Regions from separate parts of the Homo sapiens genome. Here region 2 is linked to region 1. Evidence: read pairs that join two places in POLR2A ChIA-PET (ENCODE). Cell type or tissue: Panc1. All regions are shown on one strand. Each heading gives the region's core, and the rest is flanking DNA. Links, peaks and the distances in the headings are about the cores only. Region 1 overlaps CCDC81 (coiled-coil domain containing 81). Region 2 has its middle 28 kb from the start of PRSS23.

Evidence for each region. Peaks named below come from ENCODE experiments on the same cell type or tissue, not always from the same donor. Only the 100,000 strongest peaks of a DNase experiment are listed, where the experiment ranks them.
Region 2: POLR2A ChIA-PET joins it to region 1 with 8 read pairs; 2 of 35 experiments call an interaction of 5 or more read pairs at or near these places.

Annotation. Positions count from the first base shown.
Region 1 is chr11:86,399,746-86,405,130 of GRCh38, reverse strand. CCDC81 (coiled-coil domain containing 81) reads right to left here. Exons shown (of 15, transcript NM_001156474.2): 7 at 4,330-4,453. Among named protein-coding and RNA genes, the nearest start is that of CCDC81, 28 kb to the right of the region's middle. In Panc1, for the core only: no CTCF peak of the experiment used is centred there; no DNase peak of the experiment used is centred there.
Region 2 is chr11:86,770,120-86,775,504 of GRCh38, reverse strand. No RefSeq gene overlaps it. Among named protein-coding and RNA genes, the nearest start is that of PRSS23, 28 kb to the left of the region's middle. In Panc1, for the core only: no CTCF peak of the experiment used is centred there; no DNase peak of the experiment used is centred there; H3K27ac peaks cover 862 bases.

The DNA of each region.
Region 1 (5,385 bases), core at 201-5,200:
ATTTTTAATATCTCTCTCAAAGAAAAAAATAGTGAGGATTTAAAAGCTTTTAACAACTTATTTTAACAAGGTTTAGCTAATATCTAAATATCTAGAAATTTACATCTAAGGAATAGTAGTATACAATGTCTTCAAGTATACATAAAACAATTACTGTAAAAGTACTCAAGCTAGAAAAGAAGGTTCAGCAAATTACAAAGTACCAAATAACTAACATTAAATGAACCACAGCATAAAATGAGAAAGCGCCCCACTACAAACCTCTATTCATTTGGAAAAAGTAATAAAATGTGTCTTCTGAATAACCAATGAATTAAGTATTGTATAAGTCTACACTCCCTTACTGCAATTCCAAAATGCAAATGCTCGACTCTGACCACACTGGTCATGTTTTCTAATTTCTTATACCTTGTTCATACTCTCCATTCTTTTAATTTATGTAAAGATTTTAAACATCTTATTCTATATTCTGTATTTTATAATATTCAGGATCCACAATCCTTGAGAGCTCAATTCTTCCATCTTTTGTTTCTGATGGCTCTCATTATGTGGCAGCTTATTTCCATGTGGTCTTTGTAATTTTGGATTCTGACTTCATTTTTAGCCCAACTCCATCTGTCAGAAGTCAGGAGCCTGAGATGAAAATAAGATCCTTTAGAGCAGGGGTTGCAAAACTTTTTATGAAAACAGCCAGAGAGTGAATGTTTTAGGCTTTGAGGGCCATACAGTCCCTGACACAACTAGCAGGTACAGATAATATGCAAATGGATGGGCATAGCAGTGTTTCGGTGAAACTGTTTATAAAAATATATGGTGGACTAGATTTGGCTCTCAGTAGAGGACCTTTTCAGATTATTTAGACCACCATATTGCTATAAGCAGAACACTTTATTTTTTAATAACTTCTCTTAGGCCTCAAAATCTGGGGTGGGGCGAATGCTGATTCCCTAAAGGTTTGATTTAAATAACCTGTCAGATGCAACTGACATGAGGAAGTAATAAGAAATATGTCTCAATCTGGTTTCTTATGATCCAAGAGGATTCATTTGTATTTTTTTTAATCCTCTAACTCGGAGTGAAAATTTTACAGACTCACTAACCACTACATGCCCTTCAGCACCAGCCAAATTTGCACTTCCTATAGTAGTCCCTATTTTGAATAATGGTGCCATCTTCTCCCAGTTACCTAAGCCAAAATCTGGGGTCATCTTTGACATCTCCTTCTTAACCTCCCTTAACTAATCCCCAACAAAGCTAAAGCTTTCCATCTGATCTTTGTTTCATACCCTTATTACCTTTCCCCAAACGAGTTATACTCAACTGTTAAACAATGAAAGTCCTATCCTTCTTAGTTTAAACAAATGTTACTCAAATCCCAATAATATAAAACAGAAAAACAGCACACATCCTCCAGTGGAAGTGAGGAAATAGAGCCCAGAGTCCCACCCATATTACCTCACTCTCAGCCTTTGATATGCTCTTAAGGCCCTCTGAGGCCTTAGGGTCATTTGTTGGAAACAGATTGCCTAGACTACTGCCTTGATCTGCTAAATTGTGCTACACTTTTCCATTTTATTACACCTCTTCCTCTGCTGCTAATCTTATCCCTCTAAATCATTCTTTACTCTTCTAAAAGAATATTTTTTTCAAAATGAAAATGTAATCATGGACTGACATTCCCAAACATGGTGTTTGGGGACTTGGACAGGTTGGTAAATCAGAAAAGATATATTTTAAACTTCTGTGCACTAAATGGTGCAGAAACAAAATTAAAAAGAAAAAAAAGAATTGGGAAAATGTTTAAAACATACACATCAGAAAACTATTCATACTTATGATATATGAAGTTCTCTTTATAAAAATACAACTTTTTTTTAAGAAAAAGTAAAGCTCCCAGTTAAAAAAGGACACAGGATTCAAGCAGGAAAACTGTAAAAGAACTACAAATGGCCAAGAAACAAGATAAAAATAAATGCAGGCCAGGTGTGGTGGCTCATGCCTGTAATCCCAGCACTTTGAGAGACCGAAGTGGGAGGATTGCTTGAGGCCAGGAGTTCTAGACCAGCCTACACAACATACTAAGACCCCATCTCTACAAAAAAAAAAAAAAAAAAAAATCAAAAAATTAGCTGGTGTGTGGTGGTGCACACCTATAGTCCCAGCTACTCGGGGTCTGAGGCAGGAAAATCACTTGAGCCCAGCAGGTTGAGGCTGCAGTGAGCCATGATCATGCCACTGTTCTTTAGCCTTGGTGACAGAGTGAGATGCTATCTCAAAAACAAAACAAAACAAAAAAACCCACTAGAAATCAAACAAACATAGGTTAAAAACAATAATGAAATACCATCATTTCACTTTGCTATGGTATTAGCAAAGCTGTAGAAAATATAGCACTCTCTCATATTACTGTTGCTGAGAGGATAATTTGCTACAACCATGAAGAAGATAATTGGAAATGTGTATCAAAGGCATGAAAATGGACTCACCTCTTATCTCTGAAATTTAACTTTAAAGTTTTTATCCTATGGAATATCCAGTTGTATGCAAGGAATTATGTTTAATTATATTTTCACAACATTATTTATAGTACTTAAAAACTGGAAGCCATCTAAATATCCAATAGGAGATTGGTTAAACAAAAGGTTTAACCTTTCATTAAGATGATGTGCAATTATTTGTTAAGGTTTTAGAATATTTAATGTCATGGGGAAATCACCACTTATTAAATGTAACAAAAATCCATATAATATCTCAATTTTATTTAAAAACTGTGTATATTCCAAGTGTAAGTATCTGTATATATTGTATATGCATTGAAATAAACGACATACATCATAAGGTTAATATAAAGTTTCCTCTATGTAGAGGGATTATGGGTGATTTTTTATAACTCTTGCTTTTTTGGTTTTCTCAAAATTTCTATGATAAACGTGTTGTTTTAGTAATCAGCACAAAAAAACATTTTTTGGTTAACTTCTTTTTTTTTTTTTTTTTTTGAGACAGAGTCTTGCTCTGTCACCCAGGCTAGAGAGCAGTGGCACTATCTTGGCTCACTGCAACCTCCACCTCCCGGGTTCACGCCATTCTCCTGCCTCAGCCTCCCATGTAGCTGGGATTACAGGCGCTCACCACCACACCCGGGTAATTTTTTTTATTTTAGTAGAGACAGAGTTTCACCGTGTTAGCCAGGATAGTCTTGATTTCCTGACCTCGTGATCCGCCTGCCTCGGCCTCCCAAAGTGCTGGGATTACAGGCGTGAGCCACTGCGCCTGGCCTATTTTTTGGTTAACTTCTACAGGAAACAAACATTTTTGAGTCAACTTCTATAGGAAACCTTTACCAACCACTTCCAACAATTACTCTGTCCTTTTGCAGCCTCTGTACTTTTGTTGTCTTCGTCGCATGCATTTTTTTTTTAATTTCAGTCTTCCTGCAACACTGTAAGTTTTATAAAAGCAGGTTTATACATCTGTAACTCTGAATCTTCAGTGCCTAGAATATTACCTGGCACATGGTGGTGCTCAATATTTGTTGTATTGAATTAAATTCCCAAGTACTATACATCTAATTCTCAATTATCTTTCATAACAGTGATATTATCCAAAACAAGCATTCCTAGAGTTTTTAACATGACTTTAGTAATCCACAAAGTACATAAATTGCACATATGATAGCTGATAAATTTTGACACATTAATAAATTAAAGGTTGGCAGCACAATGCAAAGTACATAGTTAGGTGCTCAGTAAACAATGAATGAGCATGGTTGAGTATGGTTGACTGATTTGAGGTCTTAAAAAGTATCCTACTCAGAGAGAAGGATAAAATATTTTAGAAATCTTTTGACATACCATCACAAGAAGAAAACGACCATGATAAATTGTAATACACTCATTCATTCAAGTAATGTTTATTGAGAACTAATGGAGTGCTGGCTATGTTTGGCAAAACTACTTTCCAATTTGATGTAAATATAACATTGTGTCACATCATAATATCCAAGCACTCGGAAAACATGAAAGTTTTGTAGATTTGGGAAGCCCAAATCTACAGAAAAAGTTGGATGATCCCAACTCTGTGCTATTTTGTTTCCGCCTGTGTCATAACATCTATTCCACTGAATCGTAATTTATCCCTCTGCATATGTCTGGCTTTCCCACTAGATGGTGAACCTTGGTCACCTTTATTATTCCCATCATGTTGCATATAGAAAGCTCTAAAGAACACTGGATAAATGAATTAATGAACAATTACAGTTCCCCGCATCAAGCAACGACTCAAAAATATATTTAGTAAAGTACAACAGAAAAAAAAAAGTCAATGCATTACCTTTCAGGGGTCATAATCTTCCCACCACTCTCACTTCGTTCAAACTTTTCCAGCAAGCTGACATTTGTCACTTTGGCAGGGAACAAAGCTTGTCTATCTCGAAGTCTTTTGGGTGATGAGATATCTGTAGAATAAAGAATGAATGAAAACGAGTCTCCTTTCAACTCTCAAACCACTAACTGTGTAGTTTTTACCAAGGGAAATTTTCATATAAGATACACTCTCTTATCTTTAAATAATCACCCCTTGTTCTATTGTGGTATAAAAAAATGTTTTTGCTGTATATTCGCAAAGAAAGCACTGTGCTAAGCATTTAGAGGACAAAAAGAGGCAATAACATAAATGCAGGAAGTGGGCTGGATATAACATGACCAGGAGACGTGTTAGTTTAGTTAACATTTCTCATGAAAAATGAACAGTGGTAGTTTTACAACTTTGATATCTGTAGATTTAGACATTTTGCCTGTAAAGATCTTTCGATAGATATAGTTGAAGAGAAAAATAAGATACAAACAAAAAAGTGAGAGCTCCCATTTGGAGGTCATCTTATGTGCTAACAGTGCTAAGTGCTTTATAATATACATTTAATAAATAACAACTTAGGACAGTGATGCAAAATGTATAAGTCACAAATAAATGTTGCAGTCTTTTTCTTTTTTTTTTTTTTTTTTGAGATGGAGTCTGACTCTGTCGCCCAGGCTGGAGTGCAGTAACCCAATCTCAGCTCATTGCAACTTCTGCCTCCCAGGTTCTAGCAATTCTCCCACCTCAGCCTCCCAAGTAGCTGGAATAACAGGTGCACACCACTACTCCCAGCTAACTTTTTTTTTTTTGTAGTAGTAGTAGAGATGGGGTTTCGCCATGTCGGCCAGGCTGGCTTCGAACTCCTGACCTCAGGTGATCCACCCACCTCAGCCTCCCAAAGTGCTGGGATTACAGGCGTGAGCCACCATGCCCAGCCAAATGTTGTAGTCTTTAAGGATCTGATATGTTCAGAGGAGAGAAGCCACTTCAGAATTCAGTGATAAGTTTTCATGGAGAAAGTGAGATGTGAAA
Region 2 (5,385 bases), core at 238-5,237, 370 kb before region 1:
TTGAAGATAGTTATTTGAGGAAAGGGATTTTCCCACAACTGGAAGATGGCGGCAGGTGAGCTGGGGAATCTTAGGCCAGTGTGGCTGGCAAATCATAGCCAATATTGCTTAGCAATGGATTCATTTTCTATTGCTGCCATCACAAATTATCACGAATTAACAGCTAAAATAAATTATCTCACAGTTTCTGGAGGCAGAAGCCTAACATGGGTCTCTCCAGGCTAAAATTAAGGTGTTAGCAGGGCTGCATTTCTTACTGGACGCTCAGAGGAAGAACCTACTTCCAAGCTTGTTGGCCAAACCTGTTCCTTAGAGTTGTAGGACTGAGGTCCCTGCTTCCATTCTGACTGTCAGCTGGGGACCACCCTTACCTCTTAAAGGTCTATCTGCAGTCCACATCCATGGCCCACTCCATTCTTCAGAGTGGGCCACAACACTGAGTCTTTCTCATGTTTTGAATCTTTCTAACTTCTAACTCCTCCTTCTGTATCCTTCTGCCTCTATTAGGAAAATGTTCCTTGCTTTTAAGGATTCATGTGATTATATTTGGCCCAATCAGATAATCCAGGAAAATCTCCCCATTTGAAGATCCTTAACCTTAATTACATCTGAGTTTTTTTTCTTTCTCAGGTTCCAGGGATTAAGGTGTGGACCTCTTTGAGGGGCCATTCTGCTCACCAAAAGCACTTACTATGGTCCAGGCACTTTGCTAAATGCTTTCCATGCATTATCTCATTTAAATCTCTTAATGATGTTATGCAATTTAATTCTGTCAGTCACTCCATGACAGAAGAAACTTAGACTCTGAGATATTAATTAGCTTCTCCAAAGTCACATAGTTAGGAAGTATATGCATCACAATCTGAACTAAGGTCATCTGAGTCCAGAGCACATGTCCTTGTAGGGGCTAAAGAATGAAATGCACATAACTTCTAGAAGGAAAGGACATCAAACTGTAGGGCCCTGAATGCCAGATTGAGATGTGTGAATGCCAGATTTTTATGTGAAGCAATGCTCCAAGTAATTATGTGGGGAGAAAAATATCTCACTATAGGTACTCTGTGGAAGATTGAATGGTATTTGGAAAGCACGGGTTAGAGATTTTCATGGGTCACAGGATGCAGATTAAAATATTAATAAGACATTGAATTGGTCTCAAGAAATTATATTCTTGGAAGGGATCCAGAGAGGTCTGTCAAGGTGCAGTGTGGAACTATGACCACAGAATACCTAGAAATACAGTTTCCAGGCTGGATTCTGGGAGGTCTCAAGAGGATATGAAGAAGCCTGTGGTTCAATCTTCTTCCATTTAACATCTCTGCTAGTGATCTTGGAACATGAGATATTCATCCTTTTTAATGAATTTCACTGAAGATAACAGCTGAAGTTACAGTCACCAGAGAGGACAGAAGAAATGTTGACAGGAAATATTTCTCATTAAACTTGGGGGGAAAAAAGCAAGGAATTCAAAACATTGATAGTCACCAAGATAAGGAGATCTTAACGGAGCCACCATAATTAAAGAGGCCTACAATAGACAGAAAGGGCAGAAGCAAATCATACTCAAAGCCAAATGTAGCTGGCCTGAGCACTGTTTCCCAAATGTGCACATTTCCAGATGTCACAAACTTCTGCACTTTGGGGCACAGCTGGAGGGAGGCCTCTGGCAGTACACTGTGCAGGCTTCTTGGGCACTGGAGAGCTAGAAATAGTTTTGGGAGAAGCTGAGGTAGAGCTGTCCAGGAGTGGGTTAGGAGAACAGAGTTAAAGAATGAAATGCACATCATGGAGAGCAGCTGTACCTTCTCTCAACTTGCCTGCCCTCCCTCCCTACTCAGCCAAGTCATGCTGGGCCAGCCCACAGGGCAGTGTAAGAAGACCTTGTGTTTCTCCCTAAAGAATCTTGCAGGGACCACCTACATTTTCCCGATGTCATTTCATGCATCAGTTTGATGGGTAATTACTGGGTCACTTGACTTTTTCTTTCTCCGAACAATAAGTTCCGCAAGGCCACTTGAGGAAAACACAGGTCAGGAGACTGTCCTATAGAAATGGCTCTTGATCTTCCTGGAGATCCTAGATACCTAGATGTGATCACACAATATTTGCATCTAACTCCAGGGGATTCATGAAGCTCTGGGGTCACTTTGAAATCCCCAGGGCATCTCCTAACCTTTATCCTCCAGATTAAGAAACTCTGGTTATAGCAATGGCAAATGTTTGGCTCTCTTGCTACAATTTTTAGCATTTTCCTTCCCCACCCACCATGCGTCAGTACATTGGAAAACATTGTTAATTATTGATCACACATTCTCCTGCCAAGCTTTGTTGCGATTTAAAAAACTGTTCACAACTACTGGGACTCCTCCCAGTAGTCCTACCAGTTCTTCAGAATTGGTGCCCAAATTGAACCCTGGAAGTAGGAATAGGAGCTGGGAGAAAGACTCACTGAAGCCCAGGAGGATTTTACAGATAGAAGGAATGTGAATAGGTTGAACAGAATGAGGATGAAAAAAGAATTGCTGGAATAGGCAATGAGGAAATGTTTGGTGCCCTAGCAGAGGGCAATTTAAGCAGAGCTGTGGGGCTGCAGCCAGATTGCAGTAGGCTTAATTGATGAGTTTCTTTGGATGTATTCTAAAGAATACATTAGAATGTATTCTAAATATATTTCTTTGAATGTGTTCTAAATTATCAGTAATATGCATAGAGATATATGTACAAGGAGGTTTACTATGGTATTATTAAAATAGTACAAGTTGGAAACGGTCCAAAGACTCAACATTAGGGAATGTGGTTAATTTTATTTTAATGCATCCATATTATGGAATAATATTTTATTAGTGAAGACTCTTTATTTTAAGTAACAGAAACCTGAATCAAATTAGTTCAAGCAAAGGAAGAAAAAGAAGTTATTGGCTAATGCTTGTGGTGGGCTCCTGTAGTCCCAGCTACTTGGGAGGCTGAGGCAGGAGAATGGCATGAACCCGGGAGGCGGAGCTTGCAGTGAGCTGAGATCCCGCCACTGCACTTCAGCCTGGGCGACAGAGCGAGACTCCATCTCAAAAAAAAAAAAAAAAAAAGAATTTATTGGCTAATGCAATTGAAGAGTCTAGAACTTGTCTGCTTTAGGCACGCTGGAATAAATGTTCAGATGATATCCTCTGATCTCTCTCTCTCTCTCTCTCTCTCAATTCTCTCCGCTGGGATGGCTCCCTTTTTAGACAGGATTTCTCTAGATGTAAGAAAGTAGCCCCCAGTGGTTCCAGCGTTTCTAGAGCTCACAGTATTTATCAGCAATTTGCAAAGTATCAACAACTAGAGCTTCCTTGTCTCAGCATCCAGACCAGGCCCCTCCCACAAACAGTCAGATTGGCCCTGTTTGGGTCACTTGCCCATCCTTCAACCAGTTACTGTGCCCCAAGGAGTGGGGTACTGTGACTAGTCAGCCTGATCACATGTGCCTTTCTTCCTTGACAAACCTTCCAGAATCACATGCTGTGGGAAAAAGGTATCTTCCAAGAAGAAAGATTGAGTTCACACACAAAAAAATGTCCATAATAGCTACAAACTTATTTTTTTAAAAGAGAGTATATTTATCAGCATGGAGGCTTTGGGAGTGGGGAGAGAAGGAAGTCCCATCACACTCTGCTGTTCCCTGTGCCTGGAATCCCCCAACTACCACTCTGCTCCCTTCCACTTCCCTAGGCTACGGACAACTTGTGATAGGCAGAATAATGCCACCCTCCCCCAGAGATGTCTTTGTTCTAATCCCTGCTGGAACATGTGAATATGTTACCTTACATAGCAAAATGGACTTTGCAAATGAGTTTAAGAATCTTGAGATGTGAGATTATCCTGTATTATCTGGGAGGCCCCAAAGCAAAGATGTTGAGTAGACTGAATTAAAGAAAAGCAGGTTACAGCATACAATGTAGAATGTTATTTTATCTTTATTTTAAAATCAGTTTAGACAAAAATTCCCCTCTCCCTCTCCCTCTCCCTCTCCCCACGGTCTCCCTCTCCCTCTCCCTCTCTCTCTCTTTCGACGGTCTCCCTCTGATGCCGAGCCGAAGCTGGACTGTACTGCTGCCATCTCGGCTCACTGCAACCTCCCTGCCTGATTCTCCCGCCTCAGCCTGCCGAGTGCCTGCGATTGCAGGCGCGCGCCACCAAGCCTGACTGGTTTTCGTATTTTTTTGGTGGAGACGGGGTTTCGCTGCGTTGGCCGGGCTGGTCTCCAGCTCCTAACCGCGAGTGATCTGCCAGCCTCGGCCTCCCGAGGTGCCGGGATTGCAGACGGAGTCTTGTTCACTCAGTGCTCAATGTTGCCCAGGCTGGAGTGCAGTGGCGTGATCTCGGCTAGCTACAACCTCCACCTCCCAGCCGCCTGCCTTGGCCTCCCAAAGTGCCGAGATTGCAGCCTCTGCCCGGCCGCCACCCCGTCTGGGAAGTGGGGAGCGTCTCTGCCTGGCCGCCCATCGTCTGGGATGTGAGGAGCCCCTCTGCCCGGCTGCCCAGTCTGGGAGGTGAGGAGCGCCTCTTCCCGGCCGCCATCCTGTCTGGGAAGTGAGGGGCGTCTCTGCCCGGCCGCCCATCGTCTGGGATGTGAGGAGCGCCTCTGCCCGGCCGCGACCCCGTCTGGGAGGTGAGGAGCGTCTCTGCCCGGCCGCCGCCCCATCTGAGAAGTGAGGTGCCCCTCGGCCTGGCAGCCGCCCCGTCTGAGAGGTGAGGAGCCCCTCCGCCCCGCAGCCGCCCCGTCTGGGAAGTGAGGAGCCCCTCCGCCCGGCCGCCACCCCGTCTGGGAGGCGTACCCAACAGCTCATTGAAAACGGGCCATGATGACGACGGCGGTTTTGTGGAATAGAAAAGGGGGAAATGTGGGAAAAGATAGAGAAATCAGATTGTTCCTGTGTCTGTGTAGAAAGAAGTAGACATAGGAGACTCCATTTTGTTCTGTACTAAGAAAGATTCTTCTGCCTTGGGATGCTGTTGATCTATGACCTTGCCCCCAACCCAGTGCTCTCTGAAACATGTGCTGTGTCCACTCAGGGTTAAATGGATTAAGGGCGGTGCAAGATGTGCTTTGTTAAACAGATGCTTGAAGGCAGCATGCTCGTTAAGAGTCATCACCACTCCCTAATCTCAAGTACCCAGGGACACAAGCACTGCGGAAGGCCGCAGGGTCCTCTGCCTAGGAAAACCAGAGACCTTTGTTCACTTGTTTATCTGCTGACCTTCCCTCCACTATTGTCCTATGACCCTGCCAAATCCCCCTCTGCAAGAAACACCCAAGAATGATCAATAAAAAAATAAAATAAAATAAAATAAAATAAAATAAAATCAGTTTAACCTATTTTTGTACATGAATGCATGGAAAAACCT